Linked DNA regions of Homo sapiens: region 2 is linked to region 1. Evidence: chromatin loops called from intact Hi-C (ENCODE). Cell type or tissue: Caco-2. All regions are shown on one strand. Links, peaks and the distances in the headings refer to the core of each region. The heading gives the core; the rest is flanking DNA. Region 1 has its middle 54 kb from the start of LINC01852. Region 2 has its middle 36 kb from the start of SPRED1.

Region 1 (15,206 bases), core at 6,967-9,466:
GGGAATGTGGGTGGCTGGCAAGATGGCCAAATAGGTACAGCTCTGGTCTGCAGATCCCAGCAAGATTAATGCAGAAGGCAGGTGATTTCTGCATTTCCAACTGAGGTACATGGCTCTTCTCACTGGGACTGATTAGACAGTGGGTACAGCCCACAGAGGGTGAGCCAAAGCAGGGTGGGGCGTCCCCTCACCCGGGAAGTGCAAGGGGTCTGGGAACTCCCTCCCCTAGCCAAGGGAAACCATGAGGGACTGTGCCATGAGGAATGGTGCATTCTGACCCAGATACTATGCTCTTCCCCTAGTCTTCACAATCTGCATACCAGGAGATTCCCTCAGGTGCCTACGCTACCAGGGCCCTGGGTTTCAAGCACAAAACTGGGCAGCCATTTGGGCAGACACTGAGCTAGCTGCAGGAGTTTTTTTTCATACCCCACTGGCGCCTGGAATGCCAGCAAGACAGAACCGTTCACTCCCCTGGAAAGGGGGCTGAAGCCAGGGAGCCAAGTGTTCTAGCTCAGCGGATCCAACCCCCACAGAGCCCAGCAAGCTAAGATCCACTGGCTTGAAATTCTTGCTGCAAGCACAACAGTCTGAAGTTGACCTGGGACTCTCCAGCTTGGTGCAGGAAGAGGTGTCCACCATTACTGAAGCTTGAGTAGCTGGTTTTCCCCTCACAGTGTAAACAAAGCCACCAGGAAGTTCAAACTGGGCGGAGCCCATGACAGCTCAGCAAAGCCACTGTAGCCAGACTGCCTCTTTAGATTCCTCCTCTCTGGGCAGGGCATCTCTGAAAGAAAGGCAGCAGCCCCAGTCAGGGGCTTATAGATAAAACTCCCATCTCCCTGGGACAGAGCACCTGGGGGAAGGGGGAGCTGTGGGCACAGCTTCAGCAGACTTAAGTGTTCCTGCCTGCTGGCTCTGAAGAGAGCAGCGGATCTCCCAGCCCACACTCGAGCTCTGCTAAATGACACACTGCCTCTTCAAGTGGGTCCCTGACCCCCATGCCTCCTGATTGGGAGACAACTCCGAGCAGGGGTCGACAGACACCTCATATAGGAGAGCTCTGGCTGGCATCTGGCGGGTGCCCCTCTGGGACGAAGCTTCCAGAGAAAAAAAAACAGGCAGCAATCTTTGCTGTTCTGCAGTCTCCACTGGTGATACTCAGGCAAACAGGGTCTGGAGTGGACCTCCAGCAAACTCCAGCAGACCTGCAGCAGAGTGGCCTGACTATTACAAAGAAAACTAACAAACAGAAAGGAATAGCATCAACATCAACAAATAAGAGGTCCACACAAAAACCCCATTCGAAGGTCACCAGTATCAAAGACCAAAGGTAGATAAATCCATGAAGATGAGGATAAAACAATGCAAAGAGACTGAAAATTTCAAAAACCAGAATGCCTCTTCTCCTCCAAAGGATGACAACTCCTCGCCAGCAAGGGAAAAAAAACTGGATGGAGAATGAGTTTGACAAATTGACAGAAGTAGGCTTCAGAAGGTGGGTAATAACAAACTCCTCCAAGCTAAAAGAGCATGTTCTAACCCAATGCAAGAAAGCTAAGAACCTTGAAAAAAGGTTAGAAGAATTGCTGACTAGAATAACCAGTTTAGAGAAGAACATAAATGACCTGATGGAACTGAAAAACACAGCACGAGAACTTTGTGAAGCATACACAAGTATCAATAGCCCAGTCGATCAAGCAGAAGAAAGGATACCAGAGATTGAAGATCAACTTAATGAAATAAAGCATGAAGACAAGATTAGAGAAAAAAGAATGAAAAGGAATGAACAAAGCCTACAAGAAATATGGGACTATGTGAAAAGACCGAACCTATGTTTGATTGGTGTACCTGAAAGTAATGGGGAGAATGGAACCAAGTTGGAAAACACTCTTCAGGATATTATCCAGGAGAACTTCCCCAACCTAACCAGACAGGCCAACATTCAAATTCAGGAAATGCAGAGAACAGCACAAAGATACTCCTTGAGAAGAGTAACCCCAAGACACATAATCATCAGATTCACCATGGTTTAAATGAAGGAAAAAATGTTCAGCATGGCCAGAGAGAAAGGTCGGGTTACTCACAAAGGGAAGCCCATCAGACTGTCAGCGGATCCCTCTGCAGAAATGCTACAAGCCAGGAGAGAGTGGAGGCCAATATTCAACATTCTTAAAGAAAAGAATTTTCAACCCAGAATTTCATATCCAGCCAAACTAAGCTTCATAAGCGAAGAAGAAATAAAATCCTTTACAGACAAGCAAATGTTGAGAGATTTTGCCACCATCAGGCCTGCCTTACAAGAGCTCCTGAAGGAAGCAAAGGAAAAACTAGTACCAGCCACTGCAAAAACATACCAAATTGTAAAGACCATTGACACTATGAAGAAACTGCATCAACTAATGGGCAAAATAACCAGCTAGCATCATAATGACAGGACCAAATTCACACATAACAATATTAACCTTAAATGTAAACAGGCTAAATGTCCCAATTAAAAGGCACGGACAAGCAAATTAGATATAGAGTTGACCCATCAGTGTGCTATATTCAGAAGACCCATCTCATGTGCAAAGACACACATAGGCTCAAAATAAAGGGATGGAGGACTATTTACCAAGCAAATGGAAAGCAAAGAAAAAAAAAAAAGCAGGGGTTGCAATCCTAGACTCTGATAAAACAAACTTTAAACCAACAAAGATCAAAAAAGACACAGAAAGGCACTACATAATGGTAAAGGGATCTGTGCAACAAGAAGAGCTAACTATCCTAAATATATATGCAACCAATACAGGAGCACCCAGATTCATAAAGCAAGTTCTTAGAGACCTACAAAGAGACATAGACTCCTACACAATAATAATGGGAGACTTTACCACCCCACTGTAAATATTAGACAAATCAAAGATACAGAAAATTAACAAGAATATTCAGGATTTGAACTCAGCTCTGGACCAAGCAGACCTAATAGGCATCTACAAAACTCTCCACCCTAAATCAACAGACTATACATTCTTCTCAGCACCACATCACACTTATACTAAAATTGACCAGATACTTGGAAGTAAAACACTCCTCAGCAAATGCAAAAGAACTGAAATCATAACAGTCTCTCAGACCACAGTGCAATCAAATTAGAACTCAGGATTAAGAAACTCACTCAAAACTGCACAACTACATGGAAACTGAACAATCTGCTTCTGAATAACTTCTGGGTAAATAATGAAATTAAGGCAGAAATAAATAAGTTCTTTGAAATCAATGAGAACAAAGACACAATGTACCAGAATCTCTGGGACACAGCTAAAGCAGTGTTTAGAGGGAAATTTATAGCACTAAATGCCCATAGGAGAAAGCGGTAAAGATCTAAAATCGACACCCTAACATCACAATTAAAAGAACTAGAGAAGCAAGAGCAAACAAATTCAAAAGCTAGCAGAAGGCAAGAAATAACTAAGATCAGAGCAGAACTGAAGGAGATAGAGACACAAAAAACCCTTCAAAAAAATCAGTGAATCCAGGAGCTGATTTTTTGAAAAGATTAAGAAAATAGATAGACCACTAGCCAGACCAATAAAGAATAAAAGAGAGAAGAATCAGATAGACACAATAAAAAATGATCGAGGGGAGATCACCACTGAACCAACAGAAATGCAAACTACCATCAGAGAATACTATAAACACCTCTACACAAATAAACTAGAAAATCTAGAAGAAATCGATCAATTCCTGGACACATACACCCACCCAAAACTAAACTGGGAAGAAGACGAATCCCTGAATAGACAATAACAATTTCTGAAATTGGGGCAGTAATTAATAGCCTACCAGCCAAAAAAGCCCAGGACCAGACAGATTCACAGCCGAATTCTACCAGAGGTACAAAGAGGAGCTGGTACCATTCCTTCTGAAATTATTCCAAACAATAGAAAAAGAGGGACTCCTCCCTAACTCATTTTATGAGGCCAGCACCATCCTGATACCAAAACCTGGCAGAGTCACACACACAAAAAGAAAATTTCAGGCCAATATCCTGATGAACATCGATGTGAAAATCCTCAATAAAATACTGGCAAACTGAATCCAGCAGCACATCAAAAAGTTTATCCACCACAATCAAATCGGCTTCATCCCTAGGTGCAAGGCTTGTTCAACATACGCAAAACAAGAAACGTAATCCATCACATAAACAGAACCAATGACAAAAACCACATGATTATCTCAATAGATGCAGAAAAGGCCTTCGATAAAATTCAACACCGCTTCATGTTAAAAACTCTCAATAAACTAGGTATTCATGGAACGTATCTCAAAATAATAAGAGCTATTTATGACAAACCCACAGCCAATATCATACTAAATGGGCAAAAGCTGGAAGCATTTCCTTTGAAAACTGGCACAGAACAAGGATGCCCTCTCTCACCCCTCCTATTCAACATAGTATTGGAAGCTCTGGCCAGGGCAATCAGGCAAGAGAAAGAAATAAAGGGTATTCAATTAGGAAAAGAGGAAGTCAAACTGTCTCTGTTTGCAGATGACATGATTGTATATTTAGGAAACCCCATCATCTCAGCCCAAAAACTCCTTAAGCTGATAAGCAACTTCAGCAAAGTCTCAGAATACAAAATCAATGTGCAAATATCACAAGCATTCCTGCATGCCAATAATAGACAAACAGAGAGCCAAATCATAGGTGAACTCTTATTCACTATTGCTACAAAGAGAATAAAATACCTAGGAATACAACTTACAAGGGATGTGAAGGACCTCTTCAAGGAGAACTGTAAAATGCTACTCAAGGAAATAAGAGAAGATGCAAACAAATGGAAAAACATTCCATCCTCATGAATAAGAAGAATCAATATCTTGAAAATGGTCATACTGCCCAAAGTAATTTATAGATTCAATGCTATTCTCATCAAGATACCATTCACAGAATTGGAAAAAAACTACTTTAAATTTCATATGGAACCAAAAAAGAGCCCTTATAGCCAAGACAATTCCAGGCAAAAAGAACAAAGCTGGAGGAAACACACTACCTGACTTCAAACTATACTACAAGGCTACAGTAGCCAAAACAGCATGGTACTGGTACCAAAACAGATGTATAGAACAGAACAGAGGCCTCAGAAATAACGCCACACATCTGCAACCATTTGGTCTTTGACAAACCTGACAAAAACAAGCAATGGGGAAAGATTCCCTGTTTAATAAATGGTGCTGGAAAAACTGGCTAGCCATATGCAGAAAACTGAAACTGGACCCTTCCTTACAGCTTATACAAAAATTAACTCAAGATGGATTAAAGACTTAAACATAAGACCTAAAACCATAAAAACCTTAGAAAAACCAAAAAACCTAGGCAATACCATTTAGGACATAGGCATGGGCAAAAACTTCATGACTAAAACACGAAAAGCAATGGCAACAAAAGCCAAAATTGACAAATGGGATCTAATTAAACTAAAGAGCTTTTGCACAGCAAAGGAACTATCATCAGAGTGAACAGGCAACCTACAGAATGGGAGAAAATTTTTGCAAATCTATCCATCTGACAAAGGGCTAACATCCAGAATCTACAAGGAACTTAAAGTTACAAGAAAAAAAAACCCCATCAAAAAGTGGGCAAAGGATATAAACAGACACTTCTCAACAGAAGGCATTTATGCAGCCAACAAACATATGAAAAGAAACTCTTCATCACTGGTCATTAGAGAAATACAAATCAAAACCCAATGAGATACCATCTCATGCCAGTTAGAATGGTGATCACTAAAATGTCAGGAAACAACAGATGCTGGTGAGGCTGTGGAGAAATAGGGACACTTCTACACTGTGGGTGGGAGTGTAATTTAGTTCAACCATTGTGGAAGACAGTGTGATGATTTCTCAAGGATCTAGAACCAGAAATACCATTTAACCCAGCAATCCCATTACTGCGTATATACCCAAAGGATTATAAATCATTCTACTATAAAGCCACATGCACATGTATGTTTACTGCAGCACTATTCACAATAGCAAAGACTTGGAACCAACACAAAAGCCTATCAATGATTAACTAGATAAAGAAAATGTGGGCTGGGCACGGTGGCTCACGCCTGTAATCCCAGCACTTTGGGAGCCCGAGGCAGGTGGATCACAAGGTCAGGAGATTGAGGCCATCCTGGCTAACACAGTGAAACCCCGTCTCTACTAAAAATACAAAAAAAATTAGCTGGGCATGGTGGCATGTGCCTGTAGTCCCAGCTACTTGGGAGGCTGAGGCAGGAGAATCACTTGAACCTGGGAGGCAGAGGTTGCAGTGAGCCGTGATTGCGCCACTGCACTCCAGCCTGGGTGACAGAGAGAGACTCTGTCTTGGAGAAAAAAAGAAAAGAAAATGTGGCACATATATACCAAGGAATACTATGCAGCCATAAAAAATGATGAGTTCATGTCCTTTGCAGGGACATGGATGAAGCTGGAAACCATCATCCTCAGCAAACTGACACAGGAACAGAAAACCAAACACCACATGTTCTCACTCATAAGTGGGAGGTGAACAATGAGAACACATGGACCCAGGGAGGGGAACATCCCACACTGGGGCCTGTCAGTGTGTGGGCGGCTAGGAAAGGGATAGCATTAGGAGAAATACCTAATGTAGATGACAGGTTGATGGGTGCAGCAAACCAACATGGCACATGTATACCTATGTAACAAACCTGCACGTTCTGCACATGTATCCCAAAATTTAAAGTATAATAATAAAAAAGAAATTAAAAAATGTAAATAAAATAAAAAGGGAATGCACATAACTGTCAACTAAAATTGCCTACCTAAGTCTAAAGCAGTCCTTTTTCATCAAAAGGCTATGTTCCAATATATAACAGCCGTTAACAGTCAAAGATTTTCAAGATTACTTCTCTCCCAGAAGTTTTCTCTAGTTAAGGGAGAGCAGTAAGATTTCTATTTTACTTTGGATTCTATTCTTGGGCATCTAGCACTAAGTTCTATCTGCTCCCAAGATTCAAATTCCTAATTGACATAATGGAATATATGAGTGCACATGTCAGGAGGCATGGAGGTAGTGTGTAAATCAAGGGGCAAAAATATAATTTAAGGCCCTCCAAAAGAAAACATAAATCAAAGGTTAGAGTTAGCAGAGAGACAGGAACTAAGCAAGGAAGCAGAAATCAGATCATGTGAATATATGGGGAAACGAGAAGCAAACGAAGGTAAAATTAGAGGAAATCTCAACACTAACAGAAAGCTCAGGGGTACAAAGTTAGAATAAGATAGAAGGAATAAGTTCTGGTGTTTCATTGCACATTTGGGTGATGATGGTTAACAGTAAGCCACTGTATATTACAAAATAGCTTAGAAGAGAGACTTTTGAAGTTTCTCACAGCAAAGAAATGATAAATATATGAGTGATGGATAAGCTAAATATCTGATTTGATCATTATAAAACATATATATGTACACATTAAATTATATATACCTCATAAATATGTACAATTACAATGTGCAATATAAAAAAGAAAGAAGAAAAAGAAGCTCAGGTAAGTGGTCAGTAGCCAGGAGATCCATCTGCATAGAATGCTAAGGTAGTGTGGTCTCCAAACAGATAGGGTGCATCAGATGCAAAAATTATCTATTCCCAGGCATTCAGCTGTCCTACTCCAATGCTTCTTAGCTCTTTTCTGCTGAGCTTGATCCAAGCATCTAACCTGGGAGGTAAGTGGGAAGGAAGACATATGAGTAGGAAATAAGAACAGATCATGTATTTACAGCTACTACTTATAAATTCAGATATGGATGAGAAGGGAAGAGCGATGTGGAAATGGGGGGAAACCATTCTGAAGGACTTCAGTCAGGCACTATGTCCTTGGGGAAGACATCCTGGAATCCCTTGCGTAGGCTGGAGCCCCTCCTGCTGCTCTCACAGACTCCTTCTCTTCCACCTGCCATGACATCTACCACACCCAGTGGTGACTATCCATCTCCCATCCAGGCTGCAGCCACCTTGAAAACAAGCATGATGGCTTATTCACTTTTACATGCCCTATCTACAGCAGTTTTGCAACAAGGGCTTATCAAATGTCAACAATTACCTTTATCTTATCAAACCACAAGTTCCTTATAGACAGGAAGTACACTTTTATGATACTTCATAAGGATGATATTTCAGTTGATAAAGAAGATGAAGTAATGGCCTTTGTCCTCTTATGACTCATTCAAGCAATATCTAAGACCTTAGGTGTCTACAGTCATGCCAAAGAACTCCTCTTCTTGACACTAGAAGCATATTCCTCTTACTGACTATTTCTCAAAAAGTGCTTGTCTGTGTTTGAGACTAAGTTTCAAGAATTTGAGTCTTTTAAATGCATTCCTCTCAGCTCTGTTTTCTATAATGGGCTCTTGGTAGTTTTTCAAAGAGGTAATATCACATGGTGATTAAGAGGTTGGACTGATGAAACACATTACCAGAGTTGTAGCCCAGCTCCTTCTCTTATCATCTGGTGACCCAGGGCAAGTTACATAACCTATCCGTGCCTCTGTTTTTCCATCTGTAAATGGGAATCAAGGTGGTTTTGAGGATTATCTACAATACTGGCAATTTTTATAAGTACTGGAAACAGTGCCTGGCACATAGTAAGCTATATACGTTATACAAAAATTAGCTATTATATTTTGCTTCACCAGATGCCAACTGATTACTTTGATCAACAACTATAATATCCACAATATATTGGGGTCCCACCTCAAAACATTACTGCTCTAGCCCAAATTTTGGTAAGAGGGCATTTTGTTGTAAAAATAAGTAAATATGCTTAAAATGGGGGAAAACAAGCACATGTTAATATTTCTTCATTTGTCATGAAAATAAACCATAATAAACTTCCTGAATTTATCATACAAAATTCCAAGGATTTATCTGAAGAAACTAAAATTGAGGAAGGTATGTATCTTTTTGCCTTAATCATTTCCTAAGAAGTTACTAAACCTGAGGTCATTATTATTTATACAGGAAGAGAATCTCTTATACTTCTGGAAAATTTCAAAACATGGCCAACATGTTTTCTGATCATCACCACTTCCTGTGGTGGGGTTTAAAAACCATGCCAACTTTCATAACTGCTGAGATTTACAGAGTAAAGTCTCATTTGATAATCTTGCAAAATGGATAGGCAGAATTTCTCTTCCTTTTCTAAATGCCACATATGCCAGCTTTGCAGAGAGTTAAAAAAAAAAATTCCAACCAGCTCCAAGCCGGCTTCACGCAGGAGTACACACTATTCCTCAGCTCTGTCTCCAGCGTAGCCTGGGAAATCCCTCTTGCCTCATGATGTCTCCTAGATCTAGTTATTCCAGCCTGGAATCCCTCATACTAAAGGAAGAAAGGGTTTTCACTCCAGTCTCCTAGGTTCTGGCTAGTATCTCTGGTATCTAAATAATAAAAAATAGGAAAGAATTAATTCAAAAAATAAAATGTTCATTTGTCTAAAATAACAAAGGACTAAGATATAATTTCAAATGATTGTGAATAACTTTCTCAGAATTAGCCATTTTCAAAGATTTTGTAAATAAAATAAAATAACACATGGTACTAAAATCATGCTTGAACATAACTTGATTTTTCAAAGATGTGTGCTCTGCTTTATGATCGTCTCCAGAAAGAGCAGTCCTGGTTTAATAGGATCAGAATGTGTAGCCTATGGAGCCAGAATTAAATGGTTCAAAGCGTCCTTCCAAAGTTGCTTTTTAAATAAATCCTTGCTTATTTGTTTATTTTTAGCTTGCCATTTGTCACAAGTTGAGGGGGAAAACAAATTCCACTTATTTAAGATTTTTATTTTTTTCTGATTTTGTTTACATTGCTCATCCTGGCCTTTAAAAAATATCTTTTAAATTTTATCTGGCTCATTTTGACCTATTTATATCATGTGCTTATCCCCCATTTATAGCTGTGTTAATAGGCATAGACAAGCCAGTAGTATCTCCTTTGTAAAATAGCAAAAATAACTGCTTTTTTTTTTAGTCCAACCAGCTCACACTATTAGACATATAGAGCACATTTGAGTCAAAGTCCTCTTCCTCAGAAACCCTGTTGTTACCATGGGAAAACTGTAAAAATGCTCAAATGTGGGCATGTTATAATTAGAACCAAACGTGGGCTTTATGGGACCTGTCATGATGTTTCTAGGAAGCTAGTTCTGCGTTGGCTTCATAAGACATCCTTTTCCTACAGTCATGACTCACTCCTCCTTCTCCTCACTCACCCCCACTTGTTCTGGGGTGGAAGAATGCCCAAATGCTCCAGAGACAGATGCGTAGGCGGATGTCCAGTCCACTAACGAGAACACACTTCTAGGCATTGTGGAAGTGGGACAAAGGGTTTTGCTGGGCATATTCAGAGCCAACAATGTGATGGTTATATGTTTATCACACATGGAGAGACTCATTTCTTTGGCAACCAACCCTAGCCTACTCACTAATCCACCCAACCCCTCCCATCCCTCCCTCCTTTCTTCCTTTCAGGAAAGCGTGTGCAAGTTCTCCGCAAAATGATGAATCTCTGCTCCTCAGGGGAATGTACGAATCAGAAAAGCTTTTAAAAAGGAAAGAGGAACCAAAGCCTTTGCATAAGTAGGCCAGCTGCAGAGCCTTAAGAGAGAAGGGAGGGGAGAAATCTCCTTGCGGCCATGGCCCCAAACCTCCCGGCTGCCACTTGTCTCCATTGTCTTCCCACAACCCCAAACAAGTCAGCCCACACCTCCGTGACTGCACCCGCTGTCATTTTCAGGAAAAGAGATTTTCTGAGCCCATCTTGGCATTTCTGTGAAATCACAGAAATAATTCATTGAATCACAGAACTGAAAGAGATGATCTAATCACTTTTATTTTTAAGATGATGAGAATGCCACCAGGGGAGTTTCACTGACCTGTCCATGCTCGCACAGATCTGGAAACACAGAGCCAGAACTAGAGTCCGGATCTCCTTGTCCTACTCTTTCGTCTTTCTCACATGGGCTTGTAAAAGCAAATCGTTCTGTAGATACACTCTTTTCGCCTCAGTTCCCTGGCTAGGTTTCCTTTAAAGCTTGCTTCTTCTTCGCCTGGTGTGACGTATAACGGGCATACAGATGAGCTGAGGCTGATTATAAAGACTCATCTGTAGTAACTGTTAAAAATGGAGATTCCCAGGCCTTTCCCTGGGAGATTCTGGAATAAGGCTAAGGAATTGTTTAACCAGTTTCCTGCATGTGTTTTATGATAAAGCCAGTTGAGGGAATAATGTAGTAGAGGGACGCTGGAAAAAAAAAAAAAAAAAAAAGTATGTTTGACAGGCAGCGTGTCCCAATAAGAATAGAACAAGGGCATGGAGAGGACCAGGAATTTTGCCTTCTAGCTGCTTTTTCAGTGGGTTAACCACTAGACCACACTTCCTCTCTAGGAGAGGCAAGGGATTAAAATCAAAGGTTTGCCACTGATTCATGCTGCCTGCTAATGCTGCTTATTGCGCCATGCTGTGACCCTAAGCTCTCTGGCTTGGAAACAGATGTGGGGAGTGAGAGGCCTGAGGTACTGGGGGATGGAGGAGGCGGGGGAAGGCAGACGGCCAGGGAAAGAACTTCCTCTGCTGCAAAATTTCAGGCAGGAGTGGAAGTCAGTCTAAATTGTTACCATGCAGATCTGGAATCATTTTTGCAATCTCCTGGCTCCAATTCCAGGTTTGTGCATTCTGCAACAAGAACTGAAAACTTGTTAATTAATGCTCCTCGCCTGACTTTTGCCTCTGCCCTCGTCTGAATACATATTAATATTACACGTTTAGCTTGACAGTCATTTCATTAGGCAAGAGAGTTTGGTTACCCTCCTACTCTTGCCCCATTCTCTCCCCCGTGCACACTTTAAAAGGAAGTACAGAAGAGTTAAGCAATTTGACCAAGGTTACGCTGATCTCAATATTGTAGTAGTTTGAGTAAAAGTGTAACCGAGACATTTTCAACTAAGCTTTTCAGACTGCCTTCAATATATTCTTATCATTAGGCAACTGAAAAAATGTTTTGGATTTATTTTCTCCTATGTGATGAGTACATGACATGTCCTTGGGCCTGTAGTTTACCACGTCAATGTTTATCAAAAACATGTAGGCTTTGAGTGTTAAATATCAATTCTAGAAATAGTTTTTGTACCTTCTCTGCTCATCTGGAAGTTCCATGAAGGCAGGGTGGGAATTTCAGCCTTGGTTGTCACTAGATACTGCACATGCGGTAGTGCTTAATGGCCAGGGGGTATAAGAGCTGGATTTTAGGTCTGTAGGAACTAGAGTTCTCAGATTTAACAAAGAAAAAAGCAGGATGGCCAGTTTAATTTGAATTTTGGGTTTTAAAAATGTTAATATGAGCAAGTCTCATGCAATGTTTGGTAGATACTCATATTCAACAATCATTGGGTTGAAAAAATATGATAAGTTTAGTGTAGCTGGAGCATCTAGTCTGTGTGTATTTAGCAAGGGGGCAGGGTTGATCAACATCAAGAGGTAAGGTTTGAAGTTTTTATTGGGGGAGCCTTGTGAAGTGCCTTTATGCCATGCATATGTTGGTGGAGAGAGGAGCCAGCAAGAATTTTTCAGCTGAGTGGTATGATCATTGCTGTTTTTGAAAGATAATTCTGTGGCAGATTGGAGTGGGTAGAAATTGTAGGCAGGGGGACCAATTAGGAGGTTATTGAAATAGCCTGGGCAAGGAAGGATGAACTTATTTCAACTAAGGCAGTGGTGGTGGAAATAGTGAGAGAAATTACAGGGACATGTAGGTGATAGAATCAACAAACCTTGTTGATTGATTGCCTAAGGACAGTAACATAGAGGATGGAGTTAACATAGTGTAAATCTCCAGACAAACAATAGGCATTGTTTTTAATCTAATTGTCTATCTGTAGAATGGGCTGACAATACTGACTCTACTTACTTCATTAGGCTATTGTGAAGACCAATTAAGATCATTTACGTGAAAGTGTTTTTTGACTATAAAGTGCTATAAAATACACCGTTGTTAAGAGTATATGCATCTATCTCAGTAGACACTGAACTCTTTCAGGACAAAGATTACATTTTGTTCATCTTTGGTACCCCCAGCACCTAGCACACTGCCTTGAATGTATAGATCACCAACACATTTGGAGCATCAAACCAAATTTGAAATTCTACCCTGAAAAACCAAAGTAATAAACACAGTTTTTCAATGGATCTGGCTTGGTGAAACCTTCAACAAAATCAGGGCTACAAATTCCAGGAGAAATGCCCACTTAAGGAATGCTGATGCTGAAGACAATCTCTTTCTCTTTGTTCACAGACACACTAAACACTGACGGCCATCTTAGCTGCTCATCTAGCTTTCCCTCTTTGTATCCCTCCCATTATAAATTATTTAAAATCCTAAAGAAATAATCACTTATCAAGAGGTCAGGAGATCGAGACCATCCTGGCTAGCATGGTGAAATCCCATCTCTACTAAAAACACAAAAAAATTAGGTTAGCGTGGTGGCACACACCTGTAGTCCCAACTACTTGGGAGGCTGAGGCAGGAGAATCGCTTGAACTGTGTCTGAAAAAAAAAAAAAAATCACCTGACCTGTTTTAGATATCACCCTGGTAGTGTCTGGTAAGTCCCACTAGACTCTTGAGCTTAGCTTAGTTTAGGTGAGGAATACTCTGTCCTTTATCTCTGTATTTCTGTATCTACCACCAAGCCTACTCTGTGGTTGGTGCTCAATAATAATCTTATAAATAAAAAAAGATAATAATTTGCAAATTAAATACCACTCAAACTTTGAATATGTCCAAGTCTCTATTTTCAACCAAGCAAAAAACTTGTGAATTGTATTGCAAAATATAGGTACCACATTTTCAAATAATTTCATTGGAATTTTATCCTCTCATAATAAATTTATCTCTCTTGATCATTTTTCTTTTCTTTCCTTTTTCTTGTTGATTCTGTTTGCCATTTCTTACAATATTTTGATTCTAAGGATTTTTTTATACTTCCCTGTAACTTTTTTTATTCTATGTATAATCAAAACAATATCCAGAGAGACTGCCAAAAGCAGTCTTCCACTTCCATCAACTGGAAATTATTATATATGGGTATCATTATTATTATTATTGTTTATGGTTATCATTTATTGAGCACATATCATGGGACAATTATTATACTAGACGCTTTAGCTATATTATTTAATTTAAACATTAAGCAGTCATAAAACAGCTCCTACTACCCCCTTTTTATATATAAAAACCTGAGGCTTTAAAAATGTTAAGTAAGTTATTTCAGGTCAAAGAGTTTAAAGGTGACAGAGACAGTATTTAAGCCAGGCCTCACTGATTCTACAGTCATTTTCTCACTACTCAACCAATTACTCTCAAATTCTATCAGGCATCAGAGTCTCCTGGAGAGTTTTTTAAACTACAGATGGCTGTGTCTCCCCTCCAGAGTTTCTGATTCAGTCAAGCTGGATGGGACATAATTTATAGCGCTAACAAGTTCAACCAGGTGATGCTGATGCTGCTGATCCAGGGATCACACTTTAAGAATCAACAGACTAAACAGTACTGCCTAATATTGGCTCATTATTGATCACTAGTTCTATGACATAGACCTGAGCAGCGAGGATACAAAGATAAGTGAGGCACCAGACTGGGCAACGTAAGGAGAGTCCATCTCTACAAAAAAAATTTAAAAATTAGCCTGGTGTTGTGACGCATGTCTGTAGTTCATGCTAGTTGGGAGGCTGAGGCAGGAGGATTGCCTGAGCCCAAGAATTATAATTGCCCATTGCACTCCAGCCTGGGCAACAGAGCAAGACCCAGTCTCAAAAATAAATAAATAAATAAATAAGACGAGTGAAGCAGTTGTTTCTGCCCAAGAAGTTCCTACACACTCTGCTCATCTGGCTCATTGCAAAAAGTTCCTCAAGACTGCAACTTTTCAGATCAGCCACCCTCACAAGAACAGTTGCCTAGCAATGGCTGTTTTCACCAATGAGTTAACATCAGCTCCTGCAGCAGGTCCCTGTGGCCAATGACGTTTGTTTCAAAGCAGCTTATGTGTACTTCTTCTTTTTGCCTTTAAGAGTTTTTCCTTATCCCAGCCTCTCCAGACATGCCTATGATTTGTCATAACATGAGTTTTAACCCCCTGTTTATTCCCAATTGA
Region 2 (15,206 bases), core at 5,712-8,211, 89 kb after region 1:
AGGTACTACCAAAATGATTTTTCCTAAAGTCCCTTAAGTTCTTTGCCATCAAGTCAACCCAAATTTATCTCATAGTAACTTATAAATCAGTCACTTTACCTGAGTAGAAGTCGCCTGCAAACAGTCTTGACTTGCTATTCCAATAAGCCCCTCTTTCTTCTGTTTTCATAACAGAGAAGTAAAATTCTCCACTGGTACTTTTTTTTATCCTTTTTCCTGAGCATTCTTAACATGTTAAGACTTAGTTCAGATATTTTGAAGAACAACATAATTGGCAGGAATGTGATCAAGAGCCCTGTTCACTAGGAATGTACGCACAATTTATGTGGCCAACTTATGTTGCTTTCAGTGGCATATTCTCAAGTCACGTAGAGGTAGCTTGAAGATTAGTGCACACACACACACACACAAATATTCTTTTTTTTGCTCAGATTGTTACAGCAATATAGTAAGACCATTCCTCTGCTGAGCTCATGTCAGCATTTCCAATGTAACCCTATTTTGTCAAGTCTTTCAGACTTGGCTGTGAATCTGCCCTGTGGGTATGAAATTAAGGAGACAGGACTATAAGACCATTTTGATCAGATTTTTGTAAGTTTCCCTGTCTGTGAGCTATCTGCTCATTACATGATACCCACCGAAGGCTGCACAATTCTTAAGCTATTGTGTTTCTAAAATGAAATGGAATCATGAAATTATCTACCTGATAACCAAGAGAGGGTTTAGTATTGCTACTTAGGAATCAATTAGGAAACAGTTGCTCTGATTCTTTATAATTATATCTAAAACACCCTTAAGTTGCATAAAAATAGAACATGAGATTTAATCTCAATTTTTTATGAAATATAACCGTGTTATATTTTCTTCCCTTCATGAGATCAAACATTTTACGCTCTAAAATCTGGGGATAACAAAAATTCTGTACACACTTATTCTCACCTTCAAGTGATATGATTCACTCTGTTACTCAATTATTCAGAGGCAATAGGTTCCATAATCTCCAGACAATTACTCTAAGATTGGTTCCGTCGAAAGTACAGAGATAGCTTTCTCATTTCTCTTAGTAGTGTCAGGATTGGATGTGCTTTTAGAGATGAGACAATATGAGAAGCCCACAGATAGGAGTTTTGCCTTTGGTTTCTGTAGGTGCAGAGAAAAACAGATTGGTGTTGAGGAAAGTGCATGGACTCTGGGTCAACCAACCTAGGGTTAAGTGTCAATTTTGCCACGATGTGACCAAGGGCATATATATCAACCTTGGCTTCCTTAACCTCTAGCCAATGAAAATAACACTTCACTTATAAGGGGTTCAAATGGTTAGGATTCACTCAATTATTTACTTACTAAGTATTTGGAAGAAGTTTTACTACGTGCCAAGCACATAAGCCTTGGAACCACAGGTACAATCCCTGCATTGGTGGAGCTTCCAGTCAGCTGGGGAGACAAATTTGAATCAAATAGTGACCCAAATAAAAGTAAAAAGGTAGAATTACAAAATGGCATGTGCTACAAAGGTGCGTGCTGTTTTGAGAACATATCAACTTCACACCAAAACCAAGGAGACTTTAAGTGAGTGATATTTGAGGTAAATCTGAAGGATGAGGAAGTACTGGCTAGATAGAGTGGGGGATGCTTGGGTGGGAGGGGCAATATTCCAGGCAGAGAGATTAGCATGTGCAAAGGCCCAGCAGCAGGAAGAAGCATGGCACTTAAACAAAGTGAGTGGAGGGGAATGTGGAGCTAGAGGAGGTAAGGGTCAGAACTGACAGAATCTTATAGATACAGGGATCCTATTAACAGCACTCCTCTTAACTCTCAAAAGTGTTCCCATTTGGATAATTACATGATCATGCTACTCATAGGCCACATTAATCATTTTGACCCTTTTTCTTGAAGGCAGTAAAGAGTTTTAAGCACATGAACAACACAATAAGATTACGGATTTAGAAAGCCAAGTTGTGGAGAATAAATCACTATACCTGAGGTCTCTCCTATGACTGCATGTTTCTTATCAGCCTCATGTGGAACCACAGCCTGAAAAGTGTTGTATTGCCAACTTATTCAAGTAGAATACAAATAGCTGTCTTCCACAAATAGACTTCTGATCAAGTTTTAAGAACCAATTTTAAGGTATGGTCAATGCCGTATTAGCCAGGGTTCTCAAGGGAAACGGAACTGGATGTATGCATATATGTGTATAGAGAGAGGTGGTTGGGGGAGGGTGGGGAGGGAGAGACTGACCGATTTTAAGGAATTGGCTCACATGATTGTGGAGCTGATTGAGGAAGTTGGCAAATCCAAAATCTGCAGGCTACCCAGGGAAGAGCTGCAGTTGAGTCTGAAGGCAGTGTGCTGGCAGAATTCCCTCTTCTTTGGAGATCAGTCTTTTTTTCTAGGGCCTTCAGTTGATCGGATGAGGCCCACCCATATTATGAAGGGTAATCTGCTTTATTCAATGTCTACAGACTGAATGTTGATCTCATCTAAAAAGCACCTCACAGAAACATCTAGAATACAGCCTGGCCAACATGGTGAAACCCCATCTCTACTAAAAATACAAAAATTAGCTGGGTACAGTGGCATGTGCCTGTGATCCCAGTTACTCAGGAGGCTGAGGCAAAACAATTGCTTGAACCCAGGAGGCAGAGGTTGCAGTGAGCCAAGACGGGACCACTGCTCTCCAGCCCAGATGACAGAGTGAGACTCCATCTCAAAAAAAAAGAAAAAGAAAGAAAGGAAAAAAAGAAACATCTAGAATAATGTTTGACCAAATATCTGAGTGCTGTAGCCTAGCTAAGTTGACTCGTAATATTAACCATCACAAGTGTCTATTGGCACAGGTGAATGAGTGAGGTTTTTGTCCTTCAGGCTTGGGGACAATACATTGACCAATCCCAAGGATAGAGTAGCTACTCCCATAGATTCTCATGGCATCTCTGTGCTGAGACACCAGCTCAATCCAGACAGTTTCTGAACAGACAAAGCAAAGTTTTAGAAGAGGGACAACTGGGCTTTGTGTTCCACAGGTTTCCCACCTGCCACAGGCCCCATAGGCCCCACATTCCAGAGTGGAGTGGGGAGATGTTCCAGGAAGAGCTGTGGCTGAGAGACCTCCCTCCTTGAATGTTTCCCACCTTGGAAGAATAAGGCAAGAACTGTTTGCTTGTCAAGGAAATTCCCTGAGGGAAACATTAACTTTGGAACTTCACAATTTCAACAAGGAAGTTATAAAGGCCAACATCTAAGAGCTGAAACTCTTCCCCCACACTCACTAAAAAAGAGAAGGAAAAACTAGGGAAAGAGAGAAAAGCCTTCTCACATAAGTAGTTCCCTGTGATACCACTATGCTTATGTAAAGAGACAGGAGTTCTGTTTTATAGTTTAAACATAGTAGGAGAGGCTGCACAAACACTGACTGCGTTTGTGATACCAAGTCATAATTTTTCCATGGCATTAGCATTTGAGTTTTTAATTCACAAAACCCCTCCCTTCTGCTCATGAAGAAAAGAATGACATGCTCTGGTTATGTGTTCATATCACCCTCGATTCCAGAATATAAGAGGTAAAAATCAGAAAATCCAGGGCGTGTGAGGAACTTTCTGAAGATATTCACTCTAATGACACATCCATTTTGTTGCTTTCTTTTTTCCTTGGTCTTTTTATAACTCAGAGAGGAACAATGCATTTAATAAAGGCAAGAGAAAGTTTTCAAGGACAAGAATCATTATGCAGACTCACTGACATTTAGCTTTACTGTAGTTAGAACAAAAGACAGTAGGCTTACACTTAGCATAAGTGATTGGAGTTACTTATAGAGAACTGTTGGACATAATAGCACTACAGACTAAAAGAGTGCCTGGGAAAGACTGTGGACTTTGCTTCCTGAAAAGATCAGAGTAATAACAGGGATGGATTTTCTACACTAGTACTATTAAGACACACCAGAGTATTAAACCTCCTATCACTGCGTCTCAGCAAGTTCTACCTCACGTATCCCAGGAGCCAGGTGCTCCAGACCTGTAACTGTCCAGAGACCCCATGCTCTTTTTTTGTGTTACTCTCTCAGTTCAAAACACCCACAGGACTTTGGAGAAACACAAGTGGCTTGGGCTACCTAATCTGAGGTATGTCCCCAACCCAACAGCCAGTACCACTGGTGCTGTTAGATTCCCTTGCTATAGCATGCACTGTAACAAAACAAAACACGAAGATTTGTCTATGTTGACATACTCCATATATCTACACATGCCAAGTTAAAAATATATACCAATGGCAAATCATTTCCAATAATGTTCTATTACATTTTTCTCCATGTATAAAATAATACTGGCTTTCTTTTTCTAATCAAAGTGATAAATTGCTCCTCTGGAGAGCTATGGTACTTCTACCAGATTAGCCAGATTCTTGGAAGTTAAAATAACCTAATGTGTGAAGATTCTTCATTATCAAGTGCCAGATTTACTTTAGGAACTAGCTAACTGGAACTAGTCCACTATAGATAGTCCCTATCTTCTTCTCCAGAGGTACAACTGAGCAGAAACAAATAAACTTGTCAGATTTATGAGAATGAAGAGTAGAAGTAGGAAAGGAAGGTAAACAGCTTCCATGACCACTTTTTTAATCCTGTAATTTTTCACAGAAAACACATTTGCCAAAGGATAAAATATTTCATCCATCCCCTTCTCTTCACCCTCAAAGCTTTTTTCTTTTCTTCTCTTCTCTTAATTAAACACCTCCAAGTATGTTTTTATCTATGACTGGCAGCTCTCCTCTCCACACCCTTCTCATGCTGTACAAATAAATCCTGTCTACTTCAGAAACGTGTAAGTTCACACAGAATATTAAATATGACATAGACCGCATCTTACTAGGATGACATAATGTTGCTCTGTCTGAAGTTAGAATGGGATGCCTTAAAAATAAATATTCTGTTAATCAAGGTCCTCATATATGTACAGTTTAACGTAATATTTCCAAATGCTTTTGAAAAAATTCACTCATTTATAAGAATTTAGAAAAAAAATCACTTGTTTATAAGAATTTAGAAAGATTCCTACCTTGTAGGTGTGAGGGGGAGGGAATTTTTTTTCCTACCCTAGAGGATCTGATTTTTGTTTTTGACCATGATGACTCAGGAATCAATGCTAAGTCTGGGTTCCTAAAGAGGTACTGTATGGACTGAATTGTGTTCCCACAGTGTCCCATATGTTGAAGCCTTAACCACCAATGTGAATATTTGGAGACAGGGCCTCTAAGAAGGTAATAAAGGTTAAATGAAATCGTAAGGATGGAGCCCTAATCTGATAGAACTGGTGTCTAAGAAGAGTAACAGCCACCAGAGAACTCTCCTCATGTGCACAAAGACAACCTTATGTACACACACACACACACACACACACACACACACACACACACACACAGAGCAACTGGCCTCAGAGAGAATGTCCTCAGAATGAAACCTAGAATTCTAGTACCTTGATATTGGACTTCCAGCCTCCAGAACCATGAGTAATAAATTCTATTGTTTAAGCCCCCCAGGAGTATTTTTTATGGCAGTTTTAGCAAACTAAAACAGAGATCAAGCTCCAGATTGGGAGGAACAGGAGATGGGCCAGGACTAGAAGCCTAGTGAGCAGTTTGAATAGCTAAGATACCCCATGGTTTAGAAAACACAAGGGAAGCACCAATGTATGTAGAAACATGGCATGTAATGATAGTGAGTTCTGAGATCTAAGCCAGAGGATCAGCTGGCACAGAGGTTTGCAGTTTAGAGCAGAACAGAATTTGAATGCCTGCTCTTCCTAGCTGTGTAACTTTCACTAGCTTTTTCTGCACCTCAGTTTTCTCATTTGTGACCTATGGACAAACATAGTACCTATTTATTGAGATGATTTAATAAAATATATAAGTAAAAAGCTCAGCACAGTACCTGACTCATAGGAAGCACTTACTTAAATTATCCAAAGCAAGAAAGAGTCAGAGCAGATAGGCCAAGGTTGTCACTTAACAGCTAATATGGCCAGAGGATAGAGGTAAAACACAGCAGAAGTGACCATTTGTAATGGGAGCCTGTGAACAACATTTCCAAAGGTAAAACAACTACCAGAAACCCACAACACTGTAAAGTATGTTGTTGGATCCAGATAAGGGACTGGCTGCTTGCTTTCTGTTCTTAGTAGCTGTGCTGATATGGATGGATATCCACGTCATAATTCTAGCAGAAAACAGATAGCTCATTCAAAGAGTAAGACTGGTTAAGGAAAGCCAAGGAAGGATGGTGAAACATCTCTGGGCTAGCAAAAGAGAGAAGACACTAGCAATCCTAGGCCTGACAGCTAAGGGAAAGGGGTGGTTGTTGGATCCCAGGGAGACCTGAACAGTGGGAAAGGATCCTGACAGGAGCTGTGGCCTTTTCTAAGGAACACAGCCACTAATAAACAGAGGCCTGGCAGCAAGGGCAGTGGGGAAAAAGTTGATCCATCTCTCTTTCCTGCCGCCCTCTGACTTTTTGCCAGCCACTTCCATTAGCCAAACCCAAAGAAAAGCCAGAGGCAAGGGAGCCCAGGTGATGTAGGCCATAGACATCAGCCTCATAGGGTCCAGAGTGGAAAAGGGTGGGGTATAAATCTGTAGGGGACACAGAATACACAGTATAACTTACAAAGGAAAATAGGAGTGTATTATCCCCAGAATAAAATGGAGGTCTGGAAGCACTGGTTTTAGAATTGAGACTAAGTCTTCTTAGGAGCCCCTCTTAGTCTAACTACAGTGTCATCAACTCATCAAGGCAGAAACAAGCTAAGGAATCTCTCTGTTCCCTCAGAGGCATGGAGGCCTCTCTCTAGCTACTTTATCCAACACACATGTTTTCTTCTGATGATACTCACCCAAGTGTGTTTCAGAATCTTTAGCATCTGATTTCTGCCTGGATGGCTGCTCTTTCCCCCTCCAGCTTTCTGGAAGTTTAAATTACTTTCTAGAATTCTATTTTCAAGTGAGTTCCAATGACCCTATTTTACCATACCTAGAGACAAGTTTGACTTGAAATGTTTTTGGATCTGGTGCATATACGAACATAAATCAGAAACAAATTAAAATCTTCTGTTTCATCTCTAACCTGTGTCCTGAATGTGCTACCTTGTTTTCTCTTAGTCATTGAAGAGTAATGAGACTTTGATCATTTTCATCTTGGGATGCATTGCGAAGATGTTGACTTTGGGATCTAGTCCCTTTGCCTCCGCCCCACCGGATATGCACTCATAAGTCTTGTTGACATTAGTGAATAGTTGTATGTGCACAGCAGAAGGATAAGAGAGACAACTGAGGGGTCAGAGCAGCAATTTTTTTGCTAGGAGCAAAAGCAATACATGTTGTCCAACAAAGGAACTAGTGGAGTAGCAATACAGGCTATTATTTTTTCTTTATTCCATAGGGAGACATTATAAGTTCTTCTAATTAATAGAATCCTTTGTGCATCACTTTCAGAAGAGCTTTTCCCTTTCAAGAAGGAATCTAACAGCACAGCAAACATATGCATTTTTGGCTGTGTTTCAAGACATATTTATTAAGTAAGTGCTAGGGTGGAGGATGGTTTTCTTGCCAACAGGATTCATAGGACACAGCACTTGAAAGCACATCAAGGAATGAACCATTTCTATGACAAGCACAATCACTGCCTGTAACTCCAACTTAGCTGGTGCTGTCAGCACTAACCACATAAACCACAAACTAACTGAAGAACTTCAGGCACCTAAGATTAAACACTGTCTCCCAGTATTACGAGGTGCTGGGGCCGATCCCCAGAGCCACTTGAGTTTACAGAAAATAGCAGCTGGTCATACAGAGACCATTTCCGACTTCTTTCCACCATTTTGGGCACAGAGATCTTCCTGGAGCTGAACCCTTCCATATCCTGTTGTTAGGAAGGGATGTCCTATTCACCAGCAGGTCTGCTTACTCCACACACCCTTTGCAAAACAACATTTCTGGAAGAAATCTAATGACCTATGAAATCCAAGCAGGGAATATTCCAGGTAATTAGGACACAGGCAGGGTTTTTTTTTTTTTTTGGTGCCTCCCCCTTCACTGCCCACGTTCCCTCCCACCTCTCCCTACTCCCAAAGTCAGAAATCTTCTTCCCTTGGAAGCAGCAGTTCCCTCCTATTCCCCCCTCCCACCTACCACTTCTTGGTAGCCTATGAAGATGAGATTGGAATAAAAGGTAGCTACAGGGTTCATGTAAGGTGACAAATCTGGCACATGCTAAACACTTAGCATTATACAGCCGCCCCTTAAGAGTGCTCCAAATCCATCAGTCATCATGGAAAAATTAGAAGCTTTGCTGGATTCCTGCCTCTCCAAACAGATCTTCTGAACTCCTTAATGGACGCTATAATTCAGCACTTGAGAATAGAGCCTCAGACCAGCAGGACTGTCTTTGGAACACACTGTCAGGCAACTTGAAACAGGCAGAGAGGAGCAAGTCAAAACAATCAGCAATTTCATTAAGAGGATAAGATTAATTCTGAATGAGGCCCAACTCTGACTCACATTGTCAATTATTATATATGATCTCTATGAGCAGGCCATTTTCCCAATTCACTAAAACATCTGTGCATTTCAATGGGCTAAGCTTTACCCTGCCCACTGCCCTCTAGCTGTTTTTGTTGTGGATTATGTAATTTGGTGAGTGATGCAATAAGAAGAATGCTTTCTACCTGTGCTTTTTACAAGATATTGTCCAATGATGAGTGCAACAGGCTTGATGGCTCAGAATGTTGGATTTCAACACTCTAATTTGTTCTATGACCTTGGGCCTATTACTTCCTCTCTCCTGGCATCTGCTATAAAAATAAGAAGGAGCAAATATTCTTGCCTCTTTTTATCACCTGATCTGAAAACCCATTGTAACTGCCATGAAAATAAGCACTGGTCCATGAGACCAATGCCCAGAAAATTCAGGCTAAGATTCCTGGAAAGTGGGCTGTGGGCATTATTTAAAACACACACACAAAATTTACCTTTTGTATTTGCTTTTGCCTTTAGCTGTGTGGGAAGCTGTAGTTAAAGGGATTTAGATTTTCATTTAGTGATGTGAAGAAGAGAAAGAGGAGTTACTGAAGTCTGAGAGGCAAAAAGTTTGCTTTGAGGGCTGGGGGTGGTGGCTCATGCCTGTAATCCCAGCACTTTGGGAGGCCAAGGTGGGAGGATTGCTTGAGCTTGGCAAGTCAAGACCAGCCTGAGCAAAATAGTGAGACTCTATCTCTCCAAAAAATAAAAAAATTAGTTGAATTCGTTGGTATGCACCTACACTCCCAGCTACTAAGGAAGCTGAGGCAGGAGGATCATCTAAGCACAGGAGTTTGAGGCTGCAGCGAGCTATGATCACACCATTGTACTCCACCCGGGGCAGCAGAGAGAGAACCTATCTCTAAAATAAATAAATAAATAAATAAATAAATAGTCAATTAAAAATTATTTTAAAATGAAAAATAAGTAAAAATAAATGTAAAAGTTTGCTTTGTTAGATAAAAATAAGCTCACACTTTACCCTAAAATATATTCCATAAAGATCAATAACTTAAATGTAAAAAAAAATGATGCCATTGAAACACTAGAAGAAAATGGGGGAATATTTTCATAACCTAAGGATATCATAAAATCCAGAGGCCACAAATGCATAGTGATGAATTTACTGCATTAAACTGTAAAACTTCTTTGGAGAAGAGAAATAAAAGATACACACAAAGCCAATGTATCAAACAAGAACTGGAGACGATGTTTGCATTTCATGTATCAGAAAATGGCTAATGTCCTTAATGTGGGGTGCTCTTTAAAAATCAATATGAAAATCATGAGTACAAAAACTTGCAAAGGATGTGAAAAGGCAACTTGGAACAAAAGATATCAAAGACCAAGCGACATATGGAAAGATGTTCAGCCATGTTTACAGTTGAACACAAACTAAAATAAGGTAGAGATTTTTTTTACCTATCACATTGAAAAACATTTCAATGCTTTTGGTGGAAGTATGGAGAAATGGGTATCCTATACCTCAATGGTGACAGCGAAAACTGATAGAAAACTGGCAAATTGGCAAGACATATTAAAGTCCTACTTATGAATTCAAAGTTGTTCTCTTTGTAGAAATTTATTCTACAGATACGCTTTCAAAAGTGTACAAAGATTATTCATTTTAACACTGTTTGTAATAATGGAAACCTGAAAATGGACATACAGTGCATAGACCATTAGAAAGATACAGTAATCTGTACATATGGACAATGTAAGATGTCTAAGATATGTTCTTGAGTGAAGAAAACAAGTTTCAAAACAGTAAGAATAGTATACTCCCATTTGAAGTTAAGAAAAGGATATACAATATTTAGAAGTGTGTGTACTTTTCCTGTTGTCTCTGAATTTGGGCTGAGGTTTCAAAATTGATAACAGTAAGTAACATGTTCCCCCATGTTCTAAATAGAGGTGCTATCTTATCCATTTAGGACTTGCTAAATGGTGAACAAAACCCTATACTGTGACCCTTAGCCCATCACCTACCATCAATCTCTGTGTAAGAGGATACTAGAGGTTGATCAGAGTGAGGAAGAAGAGGAGAACCTGGATAAGAGTTGTTGGCCCAATAGTGTTAGAGCTCCAGGGGATTGCCCGCCTCATGAGAGAAGCTGCACAGGGTGCCAAGTTAGAGGAAAAGAGAGAACTTTGGAGAGAATGGGGGGCTCACTAGAGGGAGAAAAGGCATCCCACCCCCAGCTTGACTGTTGCCAATCTTCAAAAACTCAGAAGGCTTCCTCCTCTTGTAAGAGTGTAGTGAGAGAACCCTTGGGTGAGCTTGACCTTTGTTCCCTAGAACTCAGGGGTACAGAACGAAGTGCCTGCCTGTTGCCTGGAAAAGGCTGAAGGGTGGCCAGAATGACCTGCTAGGATAAAGCAAAGAAAGAGGGCTCTGGTTGGAATAGGCTGTTCCTCCATGCTTCTGTGGGGCAATGATGCCAAGCTCTCCCATGGGCTAAGTGATCCTCCTGGAAGATTGCCAGGCTAGTGCTATCTCGAAAAGAACTTGCCCCCAGAGAGCTGGCTTCCAGGCCAAGATAACCCCAGCTGAAACATTCTGTGGAAGGAAGGGAACCATTCTGCTAAGCTGAGAGAGCATCTCTCAAAACAAATGATTCATTGAACAGAGAACAAAAGTGCTGCTTCAGCAGAGGGCATTCTCTGAAAAACCTACAAAACCATCCATAAAGGAAAAAGCCAGCATGAGGTATGCACTATCCAGAGGGCACTGATCTGATTACAAAGCACCTGTTGAGCAAGACCTTGTTCTGTTACCTCTCCTCCTGCCCCTCAGCCCGGTCCTGGAGTAGCCAGGTTCAGCAGGGGATCCAGAGGAGTGGGAAAGCAAGGCAGAGTGGACAGACAAGCCAAATTCCACCTTCCTCCTCCTCACTGCAGATTTCTGAGCCAAGGCCAGGCCTAAGCTAAGGAGAGGGTAGAAGTTTAAAGTCAGATATGAGAAGGAACTTTTGATTTTGATCAGATTGACCTTTTAAATACATTTTAAAATAAAAGAATGTTTTAACATCTAGACATGTTTGGAAAACCCATAGGATCTGCTCAAAATACTGTCCAAGGTCTATGGAGGGAGACTGGTAGAATGGGTTTGAAGGGCTTGGGTTAAAGAAAAAAATAAAGCTACTCTTCTGATTTCACCTTATTTAGTCTTAGCCCCTTCACTATACCGGTTATACATGCACTAAACACTCCTGGGAAGATAAACAAGACACTGTTAGCTGTGCTTACTCAAATTGTAGGATTAGGGTATCACCACACAGGAGGGAGACTTTTTTTTTTTTTTTTTTTTTTTTTTTTTGAGACGGAGTCTCGCTCTTTTGCCCAGGCCGGACTGCAGTGGCGCCATCTCGGCTCACTACAAACTCTGCCTCCCGGGTTCAGGCCATTCTCCTGCCTCAGCCTCCTGAGTAGCTGGGACTACAGGCACCCGAAAACACGCCCGGCTAATTTTTTGTATTTTTAGTAGAGACGGGGTTTCACCATGTTAGCCAGGATGGTCTCCACCTCCTGACCTCGTGATCCGCCCGCCTCGGCCTCCCAAAGTGCTGGGATCACAGGCATGAGCCACCGCGCCCGGCCGGAGGGGGACTTTTTACCTTATATTCATCTACGCTTTTTTCATTTGTTAAATGACAAACATAAATTACTCTTAAAATTTAAGATATTTTAAATATGGAGCTAGTATACACTCTGTGGCCAGATGAATTTATGAAAACTCATTGCCGAGGGCATTTACAGTATCTTTCCCAGAATCCTCTCCTTCACCTTTCACACAGTTAACTACTGCCTACTTGGCCTAATCAGCTTGGATTGGGTGGAGTTCCCTGACCGTCTAGTTGGCCCCACAAGGCACCAGAACCTTCTGGCATCTATCCATCAAAGTGTGCTAGAGAACAAATAGACCAGGGAGGCAGGCTCCAGACAGCCAGTGCTGTGGCCAATCAGTCTCACCTAACCAGGAGCATCTGCAGCTGCATTCCTTAAGACTTGAAAGCTGCTGTCAGGGCTCCTGAGGTATATGTGATGTTTCAGAAGGTGTTCCCAGTATGAATAAGCCCAGGTCTGGAGAGTTCCATATTTTAAACTGGGATGCCCTTTCATCACCCAACAATCCTTCATTGAATACATACTGACAACCTAGTATACTGTATTATGCCTGATACCTATTTAGCATGTCATGAAAAAGAAAACAAATTGCTGACAATGCTGAGAAAAGGAAAGAGGAAAGCTCTTCAATGGCCCTTTTTCCTATGAATTATTTTGTTTATATTCTGTTGTCTTTTCATGTCAAGCCAAAGGCATAGATGGTCTACATCCTTATAAACATCTATGACTGTGGTAAGCTAGTTGCTCACCTTCAGGGTAAATGGTCTGAGAGTGGGCTGCTGACCTGATAGCTCCGTCAAAAGGTTAGAAGGAATCCAAGAAAGGCTAAGCTCAAAGGACTCCATCACAGCCAAAGGCCTCATGCCTTTATTTATTATTATTATTATTATTATTTAGAGAAAGAGTCTTGCTCTGTTGCCCAGGCTGCAGTGCAGTGGCGCGATCTCGGCTTACTGCAACCTCCGCTTCCCAGGCTGAAGTGATTCTCCTGCTTCAGCCTCCCAGGTAGCTGTGATCACAGGCGCCTGCCACCATGCCTGGCTAATTTTTGTATTTTTAGTAGAGACGGGTTTTCACCATGTTGGCCAGGCTGGTCTTGAACTCCTGAGCTCAGGCAATCCTCTTGCCTCGGCCTCCCAAAGTGCTGGGATTACTGGCATGAGGCACCGCACCCAGCCAGCCTCATGCCTTTAAATGACAGTAGCCAAAAAACACACCTCAGTTTGTAAATCTCTGTCCTCCTTTTCACAGAGGGAAAGTTTATGTATCTCACTATATTTACTCTTCTGAAACCTATGATTAGACAGCAATATACTCCAGCCTCAGGGGGAAACAACCAACACCTCTCTCCATTTGCTCCAGGGAATACTGAGGAGACTGTGGAGAAAAAGGCAGAAGTAGATGTTGCGCTGCTACCTTGCCCAGCCCTCAGCCAGTGGAGCCACTTTCAGGCCTTCGATTCCCAGAGTGCCTAGGCCTCCTTACATGCAAGCACCACTCTGGGGTATGTGCCAGGTTGACTCTGAGCAGCTGTCATCCAGTCCTGTGTGTTGCAGGGCCTGAATCTCTGAAATCCAAGACAAGGTGAGAACCAAGGAAAAGGAGGGCCAGACGTGGGGAACAACTGGAAGGGAGCACTGTAGAGAGACAAGGGCAAAAATCAGGCAGCGTCTCTAGCAGTAGCCCAAATCCAGACCCATGGTCAGGAGCCTGGGTAGGTGCCTGAGGCCAGTGCAAGGCAGCAGAGGAAAAAAGGTGTTGAGGGAGGGTGGAGAAAAGGATAGGTCAAGAACTAGATTGTTTTTGGAAAGTGGAGGCAAAAAAGAAACCTGAAGCACAGGCAACTTCCATTTAGGCCTGGAAGCTGGCTTCCTCTTTCAGCAGGCTCTCACTGTACTTAAGGAACATGACCTGTTGGGTCATGCCACCGACACGCAGCCCCCTCCCCGCAATGGGTAGCTAGGCTAGAGGAATGGCTAATAAAATAATTAACCTGGATTTTGGAACATGCATATGATGATAAATATAGATCCTATCTCTCTGACTAGTTAAGCACCACCACAAGACTGCTGGGAAAGGAAGGCTGAAATATAACAATTAATTAACAATGCAAAAGAACATACTCTGAAAGGTAAGGACAGGAAGCACTCCGTAATCCTATAAATTATTCCTGCTTATTGAGTGCTAAAAGCACAAGTTCCAGACATATATAAATAATATATTTGTATAAATAATTGAAAACACAGGGAAAATTACATAAGCAAGAACCAAATCTAAATTTAGCAAGGCCTCTGGCTTTTAGAACCCCTACACATTACACTTCTCACCAAGCTCCAGGATCTTATCCAGGAGAAAATCAAGATAAGAAATATTTCACAGTATCAGATGGACCTGGCCACAGCGTTTCCTTTCTCTCGTTTTCAGTTTTCGCACCTACCAAAACAAACAAAAAAGAGACAGAGAGAGAGAGAGATCTGAAATCAGTGAGCTCTGACATATTAGCTCCTTAAAAATTACTGGAATATTCATTAATTAGGATTCTGTTTATACGTCTGTTTTTCAGGAAAATAACTTGTAAGTTTGATTTTCTGTTTTTATTATGAAATCCCCGATGTAAATCTCAATGTCTCTGAGCATCCCAAACATCTCAGAATTTCAAATTTATGGCTTGACCTATCCGTAAGCAGCACTTCCTGTCATGACATTGGTAATCTTGGTTTGGTGTTATTTAAGCTAAGGGATGATTATCTTTGGCCAAAAGAGTATACTGTAACTACAACCTCAGTTCATGAATTAGCTAATTGTTTCTCCCTCCTTGGGAAATTAGCTTGTTGTCTGTTTCCTCCAGAGGAAGACTTTACATGGTGCCAAAAGCTCTGGTGTAAATTAAATAAATGGGCTTCATTTTCTAAGTTGTTTGAAATATAGGAGTGTGCATTCCACAGTCTTCTTTCCTCCAGCAATGGTCATACTTGATTTTAGAGATAAATTATCAAATAACCACCAGTAGC

What was found. Hi-C counts contacts between places; a loop is a spot of excess contacts. Peaks named below come from ENCODE experiments on the same cell type or tissue, not always from the same donor. Only the 100,000 strongest peaks of a DNase experiment are listed, where the experiment ranks them.
Region 2: it touches region 1 in a loop (2.3-fold over the local background); 2 of 110 quality-filtered maps call a loop at or near these places.

What each region holds. Positions count from the first base shown.
Region 1 is chr15:38,119,412-38,134,617 of GRCh38, forward strand. No RefSeq gene overlaps it. Among named protein-coding and RNA genes, the nearest start is that of LINC01852, 54 kb to the left of the region's middle. RefSeq lists enhancers at 562-751, 10,601-10,650, 10,781-10,910. In Caco-2, for the core only: no CTCF peak of the experiment used is centred there; a DNase peak (open chromatin) is centred at 7,990.
Region 2 is chr15:38,209,729-38,224,934 of GRCh38, forward strand. No RefSeq gene overlaps it. Among named protein-coding and RNA genes, the nearest start is that of SPRED1, 36 kb to the right of the region's middle. In Caco-2, for the core only: no CTCF peak of the experiment used is centred there; a DNase peak (open chromatin) is centred at 7,253.